Linked DNA regions of Homo sapiens: regions 2 and 3 are each linked to region 1. Evidence: chromatin contacts called from ENCODE Hi-C data. All regions are on one chromosome and are shown on one strand. The core of a region is the stretch at or near the end of the contact, and the rest is flanking DNA. Distances in the headings are between cores, read along the strand shown. Region 1 holds the start of FHIT (fragile histidine triad diadenosine triphosphatase). Region 2 holds the start of PXK (PX domain containing serine/threonine kinase like). Region 3 overlaps PXK (PX domain containing serine/threonine kinase like).

Evidence for each region. Hi-C counts contacts between places; a loop is a spot of excess contacts on that map. Pooled maps may share reads with other maps.
Region 2: a pooled map shows a loop between it and region 1 (11-fold over the local background). The contact joins the promoter of PXK here to the promoter of FHIT in region 1. A Hi-C loop is called at or near these places in 5 of 50 pooled maps.
Region 3: a pooled map shows a loop between it and region 1 (4-fold over the local background). The contact joins the enhancer-like site here to the promoter of FHIT in region 1. A Hi-C loop is called at or near these places in 1 of 37 single-sample maps with no recorded cell type and 2 of 50 pooled maps.

Annotation. Positions count from the first base shown.
Region 1 is chr3:61,249,526-61,254,561 of GRCh38, forward strand. FHIT (fragile histidine triad diadenosine triphosphatase) reads right to left here and starts at 1,927. Exons shown (of 10, transcript NM_002012.4): 1 at 1,776-1,927. It overlaps LOC124909387 (a long non-coding RNA gene), which reads left to right and starts at 2,067. Exons shown (of 2, transcript XR_007095939.1): 1 at 2,067-2,102. RefSeq lists enhancers at 516-795, 1,076-1,205, 1,346-1,475, 1,606-1,665, 1,730-2,024.
Region 2 is chr3:58,329,813-58,334,848 of GRCh38, forward strand. It overlaps PXK (PX domain containing serine/threonine kinase like), which reads left to right and starts at 3,080. Exons shown (of 18, transcript NM_017771.5): 1 at 3,080-3,278. The coding sequence starts at 3,177. RefSeq lists silencers at 2,854-3,383, 3,630-3,924.
Region 3 is chr3:58,347,805-58,352,840 of GRCh38, forward strand. The region is part of intron 1 of PXK (PX domain containing serine/threonine kinase like); the gene reads left to right. LOC105377106 (a long non-coding RNA gene) reads right to left here. Exons shown (of 3, transcript XR_940876.3): 3 at 4,723-5,036. Among named protein-coding and RNA genes, the nearest start is that of PXK, 17 kb to the left of the region's middle. RefSeq lists an enhancer at 1,702-1,981. Within about 2 kb of position 2,132, at least 9 of the 41 ENCODE cell types and tissues checked have a DNase peak (open chromatin) inside an H3K27ac peak, as active enhancers do.

The DNA of each region.
Region 1 (5,036 bases), core at 677-3,176:
GTCTTTCTCTAAGCAGAGACTGTTAAGCAGAAGGGCTTACAGTCTCAGTCCTTTTATTCACCAGTGTTTTAACTTGAACAAGTTACTTAACTTTCCTAGCCTTAGTTTTCTAATCTGTAAAGTTGATATAAAAATGGTTCTCACTCTCATATAGCTTTTAAGAGGATTAAATTATAACACATATATTTTATTGAATATATATTATATTGCTAGCTGTGTAATCATGGGCTATCTTCTCAAGTTTTTTCTCATATACAAATGGGAAATGTAGTATTAAAAAGAGATCATGTGAACAGGTTCTAAATGGTCAAGTGTTAGTGGTTTTGGAAGCATGTACGTTAATACTTGGAACACCGTATACAACAATCCCATATCTAACACTTAGAACAGCATATGCAATCAATAACAACACACACACACACACACACACACACACACACACACACACACACACACACACACACAAACCCTAGACTTCTTTCTTTACTAAATATTTCTAGTCCAGGTTGCAGCAGGTGGACACAGGCCGGCAGCCATGAACGCAGGTCCACATGGGAGTTGTAGTTCCGAGTCAAGCGGCTGCTCTACAGAACGGCTAGAAGCGAGACTTCGTCTCCCAGGAGACATCTCGCCGTGCAAAATGGCACGCCACGAGGTGGAGTACCTGCCCGACGAGAAACAAGAGGCGGGACTGCAACTCCCAGAAGCCTCCGCGGCCAAGGCCTCAGGCCGCAGGCTGAAGCCAAGGAGGGAGAGTTCAGGTAGATCCGGCTTAACATCAGGTGCGAGTAGGGACCACCCTTGGTAGTCTGGGCCCGGCCCAGGTCAGAACCTTACTAAAACAACCACTGTGAGTATTTTCTATTGGTCCCAGCACATTTCTGAGAGACCAGAATAATAATAGCAGTAAATCTGCAAGTGGTAAACTTTCACAAGCATAACCTCAATTTAGATTTCGGCTTCAGGCAACATCCTTTGGCCACTTGACCTGGGAGCATTGAGCTCCTTGTTTCCCAGATAAGCGCTGTGAGTGGCTGTTCCAAGGTAACACAGCGAGGGCAGAATGTGAGCCTACAGAGAAATCTGCAGATGCATCTCAAGTTCCACTAACCTGCCTCCTTACCCCCCACCACCACCAACTTGGATATACCTTTAAAATTCCCCCCTTTGACGCTAAAAATAAAAACAACAACCATAAAATAAGTGTAAGAAAGTCCGACCAAGTACCGATGAGTTCTCCCACAACAATAAATTCGATGCCTCTTTGCCTGTTTTTGAAGTAGTAATGTAAAATTATCTCCCAAAATGCTGCCTTCTCTATACTCCGGTTTGCTCCTGTCCTGGGCACGTGTTCAGCAACCCCTTAGGGGAATCCAGAGCTGCGTGTTTAACACAGACCTGTTGGGACGGATTTTCGCTACTTGTCTATGAAACTGACGAACCATCCCAAAACGGCGGGTGCCGACTACACCCCCAGAGCCAAGAGCTGTGGCGTCCCCGGACCCGCTGGCGTGGCCCCGTGCCTCAGTTTCCCCAATGTATAAACACGGTGGAGGAGGAACGGGTTAGGGCTAGGGTCGGTGCTTGGGAATTGGGGGGCCCGAGTCCCCACCCTGAGACCCTCGTGGGGCGGAAGAGTACTCGGGACAGAAGCCCACCGCCCCGTGAGCGGCGCCGGCCCCACTGGGCTCCGGGGTGATGACCTGACGCGCGTGGAAACCCAGACCCGCGCCCCAGAAACAGTATTCCACTTGGGCTTGCCTCCCCGCCCCTACCTTCCAGGATGTTGACAGCTGGGAATGAAAGGCAGAGGGAGGGAGCGCGGGGCCGGAGCGCCGCCTGGGAGTGTGCCCACTGGGTGGCCGCCTGAGGGACCCGGGAACAGAGGGCAAAAAGTCCTGTGACCGGACAGAGCAGAGCGGGGACTGCAATTCCCAGAAGACCCCACGGTAGGGGCGGGACCCAAGATGGCCGCTTGTCTGGGGACAGGAGCGGAGGCCAATACGCGCAGAGCATGCGCCTACGCCGGGCCAATTGAAAGCCATAGTGACAGTAACCCTGATTCAGGGGCGGGAAACACTGACCACAGAAGACAAGTTGAGGTGAGAATCCCCTTACAAGGGGGTTTGGGGCATAAATCGCACAATCTTTGGCTTTTTCTAACTAGAAAAAGAAACATGATTCTTTTCACGTGTAACGAAAGGCTGTACCGCACTTTTGCTTTTTTCTTTCCTCCCAAAACGCGTTTAACTATCCCTTCACGACTTCCCACTGGCTGGATTTCTTTTCGTTTCATTTCCCCACTCTGGATCTTTCTGGATTCCTTAAGCCTTCTTTTCTTTATGTGTCTCTCAGAAACACAGACTTGCAGTCCCTGGCTTGATCCATCAAATAATGTGGTCATTTACGACTACGCTCAGCCCTCCCTGGCATCCTAACAAAATTGCACCACATGCGCCCCTTCTCTTTTCCTTTCTGTCTTTTCTGTGCTGTTTTTCTCCTTAGCATTTGTCGTTACGAAGCATTGTATAAAATTTACGTATTTATCTTTTTTACCATCTTACTTTCTCACTAGAATGCAAGATCCCTGCAGATGTGGATTTTTGTTTTGGTCACTGTAGTCTTTCTAGCACCTAGAAAAGTGCCCAGCACATAGTAAATACACCGTATTTTCAATAATTGAACGAAATCTAGAGTGACCTTTCTCCCCTAGTCTCCCTTTCTCTGGTGCAGATCAACCCGTTTCTGACCACCATGGTTCCTTGTGCTTGTTCCCCTGTTTAATCCAAAATCATTATTGATGTATTCTGTGCCAAATGCCATGTGGGTGCTGGAGAAATCATTGATTCAGACCCAATTCCTAACCTCAAAATGCTCTGTCTAGTGACGTATGAAAAGTAAAATTAATTTTACAATAAATGCAATTACAAATTGCAGAACACCTACGTAATTTTCACAAGGTCATGCAGCTCCTAAGCAAGGACTAGATTCCTGGCTGCAGACTCTTGCCATTACATCGGGAAAAACAAAGAGCAGTTTTCTCTCAGACAAACACTAAGATAGGTCCCCATTTTCCTTAGCACCATTTCCTTTCTCTGTCTCTCACTTTTTTATTTGGCCTGATTCATTACATGCAGGCAATTACATCAAGTCTTAGATCTCTCATTATTTCTAATATTTGAATCCCATGGAGAGTAGCAAGGTGTCCTACAAAGTGTCCTGGTGTGAAAATCTGATGTCCTTGGAAGCTTGACTCTCAGAGAATGTCACATTGGATTATAGTTCATCACACAGACACCATGGCCACATAAAATATTATCAAATTGTGAATAACAAAGTGAAATTGAAAAAAAAAATATAGTTAAAACAGCAGGAATGTGAGCAATATATGTACAGACTGATTTTGTGCATAGAGATTAAAACACCTGTTCAGGCTTCCTAGCCTAATCTTCTGTCAATTTGGGGTCATTTCCTGTAATACAATTCTTTGTTGCTTTTATGAGCACAGACTTAGCTCAGCAGTCCCAGCTATTCTCAAGCTGATCGACATGAGAGATTTCAACACATGTGTCAGCAGCCAGACTAAACGTGGAAGAAAATCAGAAGCATTTGAAACTGTAAAGCTCAATAACTTTCCTCCTCCTGAGAAAGCATCAGCCTATAATCATTACATCTTCTACTTAGCAGTCAAAAGGCAAATGTCATGAACATACTCAGGGTCTAAACAGTGGTGTCTAATGATTATTGCACTGTTGTCAGATAGCCTAATATGAGCACATAGGTATTACTTCAGCTGTGGATAATGCTGACTGCTGGGCTCAAGGTCACCCACGACCTTGAGCAACAGATACATTCACAAAGAGCATGAAGACATAGAACTTGCATTGGATTCAGGACCTTCAAGTGCCAAGACAATCAGTGGGAGGTTACTGTCTGATCTGCAACTTGACTGAATTAATAACCACCTTAGTATGGGTTCTCCCAGAAGCAGATCTGGAGACAGGTATTCAAGAGCAAGTATTTTATTTAGGAGGTTATCGCAGGAAACACCAGTAAGAGACTAAGAAAGTGAAATAGGGAAGAGAAGACCAAAAAGATGCCTTATCTAGCACATTACCGCTAGAGGCACCCAGAACTTAATCCTCCTAGAAATCTCTGGGAAACAATATGGAACATGTACCTTAGACTGAGTGATTCCACCAAGAGGACAAGATAACTGGGTTGTTTAAACACCAACTACCGTCAGTCAATGATTGGGGGCAGCTTTCAGGGATTATTAAGACCCTGGCTTGTCTGCAATGCTCCAAGAGTAGACAGAGTTGCCTCAGTGGCCACAGAAAGCCAGAGATAGAAGAATTAAGAGTCACATTGGTATACGCTGAAATAGTAAGGGAATATAGCATACTGGCGGGGCACCAATAATATCTGCTACAGGTGGCTTTGGTTTACCACAAGCTCATGTCACTGAAACTAACAGAATAAGAATAAGTCAGAAACTAAGTAGATAAATACAAAAAGCCCAAGCAGCCTACCACCTTCTATCACTCATCAACAATTAAGATAGATTGTACTTTCTAAATCCTCACTAAGACATACAAACCAAACAATAGCAGAAGCCTCATTTACACTGGGGAATAGGAACTCTTTGGGCATTTAAGGAGGGTGCTTTGGGAGCTTTGGGGCATGGTAGTGCAAGGAGAAAGAAGATTAAGAAAAGGGGAAAAGGACATTTAAAGAAACGTGTTAAAAACATTGTGTTTTTCATTTTATGGTCTTGAAACATGAGTAAAGGGTGTGGATATTTTAAGAAGGTAGCATCAAGATCTGGGTGACTTTTAGACCCAGAAGACAATTTTGTGAAAGACTTCTGTGGATTGTGCCATTATAGTACTTCTTCATAGCAAATATCTTTACTTGAAATTATACCCACATTTATTTGTCCTTTTGTTTATCATCTGTCTCCTTCAAACAAAAGGTAAACTCCATGAAGGTAAGAACTTTGTTTTCAGGCCAGGCACGGTGGCTCATGCCTGTAA
Region 2 (5,036 bases), core at 1,830-4,329, 2.9 Mb before region 1:
AGTAGCTGGGATTACAGGTGTGTGCCACCATGTTCTGGCTAATTTTTCTCTAAAAGTAGAGACAGGTTTTCACCATGTTGTCCAGGCTGGTCTCAGACTTCTGACCTCAAGTGATGTGCCCGCCTCGGCCTCTCAAAGTGCTGGGATTACAGGTGTGAGCCTCTGTACTCAGCCCATATTTTGATATATTTTCTTCTGGTGTTTGTCCTGTAGATATGTTGGGATTATACGGATGCTAAATTGCTTTTTTCATTTACTATTATATCAAGAGCATTTCTCAAGATCATAAAATATTTTTTAATCATGTGACTTTTTATTTATTTATTTGTTTGTTTGTTTGTTGAGACAGGGTTTTGCTCTGTTGCCCAGGCTGGAATGCGGTGATGCAATCTTGGCTCACTGCAGCCTCCACCTTCCGGGTTCAAGTGATCCTCCCACCTCAGCCTCCTGAGTGCCTGGGACTATAGGCATGCACCACTTACCCTGGCCTGATTTTTAACATTGCAAAAAATTCATGATTGTACCAAGATTTGTCCAAAACCCAACTGTTAGTCATTTATCCTTGCATGCTATTTTTTTTTTTTTACTGATCTCTGATTATTTTCTTAGGATACCCTCCTAGACGCAGAATTACTTGGTCATAGGATAAGAACATTTTCAAAGCCCTTAATACATATTTGTTTTAGCTCCTAGTACTAGGTCTATTACATAGTAGGTACTTAGCAAATAATTGTTGAATGAATGTACGAATGCCCTCCAGAAAGGTGGCGCCAATTTATACTCCCACCTGCAGTAAGAGAAAAGAGCCTTGTCTTGGTCAGTCCACATCACAATAGGAGTAATGATTATAGCTGGATTTTGGTTTCTGTGACTCTGGCAGAGAAATAATCTATTTGCCTTAAAACAAAGAAATGAAAGTAAAAAGTTGAATCCTCCCTAAATGACATATGGTTTTGCTTTAATAGACTGCTGCTTTTAAACACACTGGCACAAAAGTGGAATGGAGGGAGAGTTCTGATTATTTTAGGGCTGAATCATGAAGGTCCAGGATTCCTTCTTCACATCTCGCTCTATTAGATCTTGGCCCCTGGGACCAATCTCATGGCTACTTGACTCAACGGGGCTGCCCACCAATCCCAATAAGCTTGAGATCTGGAGAAGGGACCCTTTATGTATGATGTGGGCCTTTCCTGTGATGTCAAATTTTGGTGGTGGTGGTGGGATTACCAAGGAACTTTGTTCCCTTATCTGAAGTGTAGAAATTTAGTGGAGGCAAATTTAAGAGTTAGGAACCTTCCATTCTGTCAACTGTAGGGGAAGGAGGAAACTAATATTGACTTTGTTTTGTTTTTTTTTTGTTTTTCCGGAGACGGTCTTGCTCTGTTACCCAGGCTGGAGTGAAGTGGCATGATCATGGCTCACTGCGGCTTCAACCTCCTGTGCTCAAAAAACTCTCCCACCTCAGCCTCCTGAGTAGTTGGGACCACAGGTGTGAGCCATCATGCCCAGGTATTTTTAAAATTTTTTTGTAGAGACGGGGTCTCACCATATTGCCCAGGCTAAACTCCTGGACTCAAGCCATCCACTCTCCTCAGCCTCCCAAAGTGCTGGAATTACAAAGGTGAGCCATCATGCCTGACCACGGTTTGAGGTGTTTTTGTTTGTCTGTTTTTTTGTTTGTTTTTTGAGACAGAGTCTCACTCTGTCACCCAGGCTGGAGTGTAGTGGTATGATCTTGGCTCACTGCAACCTCCCCCTCCCGGGTTCAAGCAATTCTCCTGCCTCAGCCTCCAGAGTAGCTGGGTCTACAGGCACGTGCCACCATGCCCAGCTAATTTTTATATTTTTAGTAGAGGGGGTTTTGCCATGTTGGCCAGGCTGGTCTCAAATTCCTGACCTCAGGTGATCCACCCACCTTGGCTTCCCAAAGTGCTGGGATTACAAGCGTGAGCGATCATGCCTGACCACCGTTTGAGTTTTTACTATGTGCCAAGCCCCTTCCCAGTCTACTGCATTCCTTGTATTAACCTTTTCATACAAATAATATTATCTCCACTTTGCAAATTGGGGAGTTGGGACTCAGAGAGGTTGGGTAACTTATTGAAGATCACACAGCTGGTAAATGCCAGAGCCATGGAGATGATGGTCCTCCAATTCTAAATTTAACTCTTCACTATCCTGGAATGCTGCCCTAGGAGAGGGCAGTGTGGGTGAAATTTCTAGGTGTATATGGAGATGGGGGGGATGAGGTGGTGCCAGGATTATGGCTTTGGGTTCAGGCAGACTGTGGGCAGATTTAGGGCTGAGAAGTTGATCCCAAGGTTCTCTGGCTTGGCTCTTGGTTTGAAGTTCTTCTAGTCCATATGGTGGGATCAAAAACTCCCAAGTCTAAGGGATGTGGTTGAGCCCGCAGTGGGGGCCAAGAGTAGAGGCTAGGGGTCTCTGGACCATTTTATAGGGTCTCCAGTTCTTAGAGCTTGGGTCTGAGGGTTCTGGGGCCCAAGACCTCCAATTATGGGGTCCAGCTCTTAGGTGTTCAGGCCTGAGGAGCCACGTTCAAGAGTCCCTGTGAAGTTTCAATAGGAAGGGCTTGTTTCAGAAAGTCTCTGGGTTTGCAGGGCTCAGACTGGGGGTCCCATCCTAAAGGCCCTTTTTCTGAGTTTTAGGGTCCTTGGGCCTGGGGGATGAGAGAGATCCAGTTCTGAGGGTTTCAAGAGGTACGGTCCCCGAAAAGCCCAGTTCTGAGAGGCCTGGTTTGGAAATCTCGCCCTGAAGATTCCTGGATCCCAGGGCTCAGGACCAGGCGTCTCTGGATCTGAGGATCCTGGTAGTGATGGCTTAGGGTGGTGTTCCCTGGTCCGAAGCCCGGAGCTAAGGGCACCGGGTCTGCGGTGCGGCTGCGAGGAGCAGGGAAGCGCAGGCCCATGGCAGCCGCGAGGCGGAGGAGCGGGCCAGCGGGCGGCAGTGCTGGCGGCCCCCACACGTTCTGCGCTGGGTCGGCGCTAGGACTCCGGGGCGGCGGCCGTGGGAAGGGCGGCGCTAGGACCCCGCGGGCCCGGCGGCGCGTGGGGCGGCGCGTGTTGACAGCGGCGGCGGTGGAACCGGGCGGGCGGCGGGAGTCGGCGCCTCGGGTTCCTACCTCGCGTCCCTAGGCGGCGGCGGCCGGGCGTCCCGGGATGGCCTTCATGGAGAAGCCGCCAGCCGGCAAGGTGCTGCTGGACGACACGGTGCCGCTGACAGCAGCCATCGAGGCGAGCCAGAGCCTGCAGTCCCACACGGTGCGCGGCCCAGCGGGCGGGCGGGCGGCGTGGGGCGGCCCCGGGCCGCGAGGGGGCTGCGGGCTGCCTGGCGCGGGCCGGGCAGGGTCGTCGGACGGAGACCGGGCCACAGGGTGGGCGGCCCTGGCCGAGAAGGCTGTGGCGCGCCGCTGGGTCTGGGTCAGGGCCCCTGGGGCCCAGGCGAACGCTGAGGCCCGGAGGGGCCAAGGATGGGGACCGCAGCTCCCGGCGCCGCGGGGTGGAAGGAGCTCGGCGGCGACCAGGAAAGCGACTCCGAGTTGGGGGGCGGGGGCGGGGGCTGCGGGATTCCCGGGCTCACCTTGGACTAGGGGAGCAGGAACGAGACCGCTCAGGACCATCCACTTCTGCCCGCCGCCAGCCTTTTCCTTTTTGAGGCCGTGTAATTTCCTCCTTGCAGCTGAGGGTCTGGGTGATGGGGATGAGGGTGTGCCGGGCCAAATGAAGTGTGACTCCAGAGCCTACTTGTTGGGACAGCAGAGTGTAAGTGGCTGGGGTCTGCAGCCCCGTTTCCAGGTCAGCCGCTTGGCCCTGGTCCCGGGAAGTGGTGGGGGCGGCAGTCGGGGCGCTGTTAAGCAGGTGTATGAATGTGCTTCTCTAACTTGCTCTTTAGTGGGCAGTGGTAGCATTCATTTGAGTTTAAAATCCACTCGAGTAGCATAAAGGAGTAATAGGTCCTCATAGTAAACATTGGCAGGGTTCATTTCTGCTACATATACGGTCTTTTATGGGGCTTTAAAACCGTGGTTGTTTTCATTTGCTTGTACCTTTTTTTTTTTTTGAAAGGCCCACTATGCATTATAATTTCCAAGCAATAAATCTAGGAACCAGCAAGAAACCTGGAGCTATCAGCTAGTGGGACTTTTTTGGAAAAGTAATGAGTGAGGAGAGAGATTCCTTCAATTGTGATGTTTTGTCAGTCCACCGAATCAGATTCAGACTCAGAGGCTTGTTTGTTTACCATTGCAGTGTGTTTGGGGGGTCATCATCTGGAGGCTAAAGCTCACAATAGCCTTCTGTTTCTCTTTTCGTTCAAGCTCTTCTGATGACTTCAAAGAGACCTTTTATTCTGTTGTATTAAAGTGAGACTTTTTTGAACCTCAGTTTCCTCTTCTGACAGCCGTGCTTTGTAGGGCTTGAATTGTTCAAAGCATTCACTTCCAGTTAAGAAAATTATTATCTTTTTAAAAAGGGCTATTTATTTCACGCTGTGTGTCTTTAATCCTATTCTGTAGACATGTGAGAAGGCACATACAGGACAGAATTTGTTAAACTTGCTATCATTTGTGCCTAAAGGGAGTATGGCATAAGGGTTGAAATTTAGGATAGGGAGTCAAGAGTAATTCAGCTATTAAATTTGATTTTTGACTTGACTATTGGCAAGTAAGTCTTATAACCTTTCAGGGAATAGTGTCGAGTCCTTTAGGTTTATTTTGTATTGAAAATAAAGAGATAGATGTTTCTAAATACTCACAAATTACTTTCCCTAGGAAGCATTCATGATTTCTACAGCCCCAGCCCATGTGCCTACCCACACCTTAATCTTGATTAGTTTGTCCTGTAATTACTTCTTTACTTTTTGTCTCCACCAGGCTACAAGAGGAGGGGCACTTCTTCCTCACTTTTGAGTCTCATTCCCTGGTTTTTGATAGGATTTCAAATGTGTTTATCAAATGACTAAATAATCCAACTTCAACCTTACTATGCCTCTTTTTCTGTTTATGTAAAATGGTAATTGTA
Region 3 (5,036 bases), core at 882-3,381, 2.9 Mb before region 1:
GTTTTACCTTCATGATAGTTTGAATTGCATTAGTTATTATCCCAGTTTTGTAGTTGAAGAAAATGAGGTGCAAAAAGAGTAAGATTGAAGGTTTCTATGAGGCTAATGAACTTTGTTTTGTTTTTTTGAGACTGAGTCTCACTCTGTTGCCCAGGCTGGAGTGCAGTGGTGTGAAGTTGGCTCACCGCAACCTTCACCTCCCGGGTTCAAGTGATTTTCCTGCCTCCCAAGTAGCTAGGACTACAGGCGCGTGAGACCGTGCCCGGCTAATTTTTGTGTCTTTTCAGTAGAGGTGGGGTTTTGCTATGTTGGCCAGGCTGGTCTTGAACTCTGACCTCAAGTCATCCACCTACCTCTGCCTTCCAAAGTGCTGGGATTACAGGTGTGAGCTGCCGTGCCCAGCTGACTAGTGAACTTTGAATGAAAGAGGTAAGAGTTGGCAGCCATCCCTAAGCTGATCTGTTGTCAGGGCCTACAGAGTGGTGGACCTGATTGATGGCTCCACTAAGCATTGGTTGAAAGAGGACAAGCTAGTGGTCTCCTTCTGAACCACAGAACCAGACAATGATTTGTGTGACCGTTTTCTCAGTTCTTCCATTCTGGCTGCATAGGGATGGAGTTAATTCACTACATACGACAGAGGCCTTAGGGCAGTGCTGTCCAATGGAAGTATAATGCTAGCCACATATGTAACTTTACATTTTCTAGTAGCCATGTTAAAAAAGTAAAAAGAAACAGGTGAAATTAATTTAAATAATATATTTAACCCAATATATCCAAAATATTATAATTTCAACATGGAATCATTATAAAAATTATTACTATGTTAGGTGCAGTGACTAATGCCTGTAATCTCAGCACTTTGGCAGGTTGAGGAGGGAGGATTGCTTGAGGCCAGGAGATCGAGACCAGCCTAAGCAATATAGCAAGATCTAGTCTCTACAAAACTTAAAAAAAAAAAAAAGTCAGGTGTGGTGGCATACCTGTAGTCTCAGCTACTCAGGAGGTTGAGTAGAAGAATCCCTTGAGCCCAGGCAGTGGAGGCTGCAGTGAGCTATGATTGCACCACTGCACTCCAGCCTAGGTAACAGAGTGAGACCCTGTCTGTACTTTTTTTTAATTAATATGTTTTGCATTCCTCTTGTCATAAAAGTATTTGAAATCTGGTGTGTATTTTACAATTACAGCATATCTCAATTGGGACTAGCCACATATCAGATGCTCAGTAGCCACATATTGCTTGTGGCTACTAGGCAGCAGAGATACAGACATTAAAAATATTTGCCAGGCATGGTAGCTCATGCCTGTAGCCCCAGTTACTAGGGAGGCTGAGGTGGGAGGATCACTTGAGCCCAGGAGTTCAAGGCTGCAGTGAGCTATGGTTGTACCACTGCACTCCAGCCTGGGCGACAGAGCCAGACCCCATCTCCAAAAGAAATTAAAAATAAAATCCCAAATGTGTTGTTATGGAGAGAGATCCATGTTATATTAAGTGAGAGAAAAAGCAAGTCATAACACACTATGTTTAGTATGCTTTCATTCTCATAAATATCTTTTTTTTTTTTTTTTGAGACGGAGTCTCACTCTGTCGCCCAGGCTGGAGTGCAGTGATGTGATCTTGGCTCACTGCAACCTCTGCCTCCCCGGTTCAAGCGATTCTCCTGCCTCAGCCTCCTGAGTAGCTGGGATTACAGGCTCCTGCCACCACGCCTGGCTAATTTTTGTATTTTTAGTAGAGACGGGGTTTCACCATGTTGGCCAGGCTGGTCTTGAACTGCTGACCTCAAATGATCTACCCTCCTCGGCTTCCCAAAGAGCTGGGATTACAGGCATGAGCCACAGCACCTGGCCACATTTTCATAAATATCTGTGTTTATACCTGCAAATAAACAGTCTGTAACTGCACACTATCCAGTATTTTAGCCACTAGGCTAATAAAATTAAGCTAAAAATTCAGTCCCTTCGTCACCCTATCCACATTCCAAGAGCTCAGTAGTCCCTTGTGCATAGTGGCTACCATATTGGATATCAAGCCTTAGGTCACTGCTCTCTTCAAACTGCTGAACTGGTTGAGAAAGACTGAGCTTAACGGATAGAACCTGCTAGCCCTGCAGCCATTGGGGTTTTGTGACTACTGAGTCCCAGAGCCTCTGTGGTTTTTAAGAGTAACACACAGGAAGGAAGCTCACTGAGGTGCAACCGTTATTAGTACCTTGGGGAGTTTAACAGGAGCACAGTGTAGAAGCAAAACAGCTTTGTGGAGGACCCTGTTCCGTTTTTGTACAACTGAAATTAACTACTATTCAAATTGCTGAGGATCACATAAACCTGATGTCCACTTTAGGCATGTTCTTATAAAAATGTTCCTTTCGACTGCTTCTTAACTGCCTAATGTACATTATGGGGCTTGCTTAACATTTTGGAGAAAAAATAGTTTCTTACTTGTACATAACTTCTAGGTGGTGCTCACATTACATTCAGCTCCAGCAGTTTGTGTCCATGTAGTAGGAGGTAGGCTGCAAAGTATAGGGGTATTAAAACCAGGTGGTTGTGGTATTCTGAGAGCTCTATTGCTATAGTAACTCATATTCTCCAGGCCCGGGTTCTTGTCCTTACTCTGCCCTTCACCCTGTCAGCTTCCCCCTGACTTGATAGACTGGTTCTGCCTGTCCAGCTGCACTCTGTTCATCAAAATGAGTCCTTGGAGCATGTGAAAGTATTGTGTCCAAGGGCATAGAAGGTAGGAACCGCTGTGCCCCTGGGTCAGACTGGCCTGGGGTGGAGTCTATTCTCATCACATACTAGTGGTGCGCCCTTGTTTAAGGCATCTACCCTCTCTGAGCTTCAGGGTTTTTGTTGTATAAGAGATGTAGTGACGCCTCCCTTCAGACATTGTTGGGAGATGGAGTAAACTGAGGGCTAGAAGGCAGAGAGTAAGTGCCCCATAAGCAGAGCAGTTATACCTCCCTCTCTGAAGATATGTGTCTGCATGGCATGTGTACTGTGGTCACTTCCACAGTTGGTTATGAAATTGGAGCTAGTGTCTCAGGATGACACAGCAACCTTCTCAGAGTAGGAAGGATAGATTTATATGTACGTTATCCTAAGTGATGGTGACCATTATTAAAACCAGTAGGGACTTCTAGCTTGACTTCAGCCTATAGTTTCAAGCTTCTCTCCCACTAAATGCTTTAGCAGCCCTGTTACAAGTAGAAGAGCTCCTTTACTTTACTTTCATCTTCTGTTTTCCCAGTCTCCCCAGCACAGAAAGTACTGATGAGTAGTAAAATGACCAAAAGCTCCCTTGTCAAAGGAAAAAAGGTGCATTTATCATTGATAACATACCAGGCTCTTACCCAAGCTCAGATGATCTCAATCTTTATTACTCAGGATTCCTTATTTAATTTATTTTATTTTTCCAAGAAAGGGTCTCACTCTATCGCCCAGGCTGGAGTGCAGTGGTGCAATCACGGCTCACGGCAGCCTCCATCTCCCTGGGCTTAAATGATCCTTCTTGGGCTTCAGTGATCCACCCGCCTCAGCCCCCCAAATAGCTGAGACTACAGGTGTGCGCCACCACAGCTAGCTATTTGTGTGTGTGTGTGTGTGTGTGTGTGTGTGTGTGTGTGTATTTTTTGTAGAGACAGGGTTTCACCATGTTGCCCAGGCTGGTCTTGAACTCCTGGGCTCATGCAATCCACCTGCCTCATCCTCCCAAAGTGCTGAGATTACAGGTGTGAGCCACCGTGCCTGGCCAGGATTTCTTATTTTAAAGTATCATGTTTTAAATTACATGTGTAGCAAACTGAGAAACTTTTCCAAAAATTGTTTTTCCTGATTGTAAAAATAATTTATGCTCATTGAGGATAACCTGAAAAACGTAGGAAAAAAAAAATAGCCAAAAGTGGGCATAGAATCTAGGACAACAGAGGCTGGAGTCATGGTACTCCTTCTTAGAAATCAGAGACTGATACAATTGTTTCTCATATTTAAAGAGAATGGCTGCTTTTTGTTTTTTCTGGGTGCTCTTCACAGTGCTGCCACCGTCTTCTGTGCTTGCTGATTAGAGTCGTGATATACTCACCTGCAGACACTTTGTGTTTGCTATTTTCTTAGCAGGGAAGAAAACAGTTACAAAGCTGGCCATTGTGCTGGCTGCTCTAAATATACTGTCTTCTTTCATATTCACCATGACTCTGAAGGTGTGATTTAGCAGGTGAGGAAACTGAAGCACAGAGAAGTTAGGCTGCAAAGCTAATAAGCAGTCGTTGGGCTTCGTTCCAGATCTCTGTGACTGGAAAATGTGTGCCCTCCCCTGCTGGGGACTTGTGGCTGTGCTATGGAGGAGGGATGGCACATTGTGGCTGATCATGACACAGTGACCAGCTCCTCCTTCAGGTTCCAGAAGGGCTCCCAGGGGGCCTGTCTTTGAGGCAGTGGAAAAGGGGGAAGGTAGAGGAGACATGGCCCAGGAGGGAGCGCTTCAGTCTCCAGCAGGTACTCAGGTCAGTGCCAGTGAAGGGCGTGAGGGATGAGGAGCTGGCCACCTCAGATACCAGAGCCCAAAGAAAAAGCATCATTTCCAGCGGATCCGAGTTTCTATGTTGTTGTCTATTCTAGCCTACTAAACATGTAGTGGGTAGTTCTCTGAGATCATGTTCACTTCATCCATTTGTAGAGTTTTAGGACATTGTGAGGATTATTGAACAAGTGAAAGTTATATTTCGTTTTTAATTACTATTTAATTGAGCTTCAGATTTTTAAAGTTTGGTATTTTTTTTCTTTACTTTGATGTAAGATGGAATTACTGGGTTTCCATTTTAGCAAATTATGTAATTTGCGTGGGTGTCATTTAAGGGTCATTATACTATAGAATGCTGCAGGAAGTGGCTATTTAAAAAGCTGTATCCATTCTGTAGTCATGTTTGAGGTCAAAAGGATTTTGGAGTGCTTCTTTGCAGTGTTTTTCTTCTCTGGAACATCAGCTGTCTTTGAAGTCGGTGTGGAGACCAGCTCTCCTGGTAGGGCAGGAGACC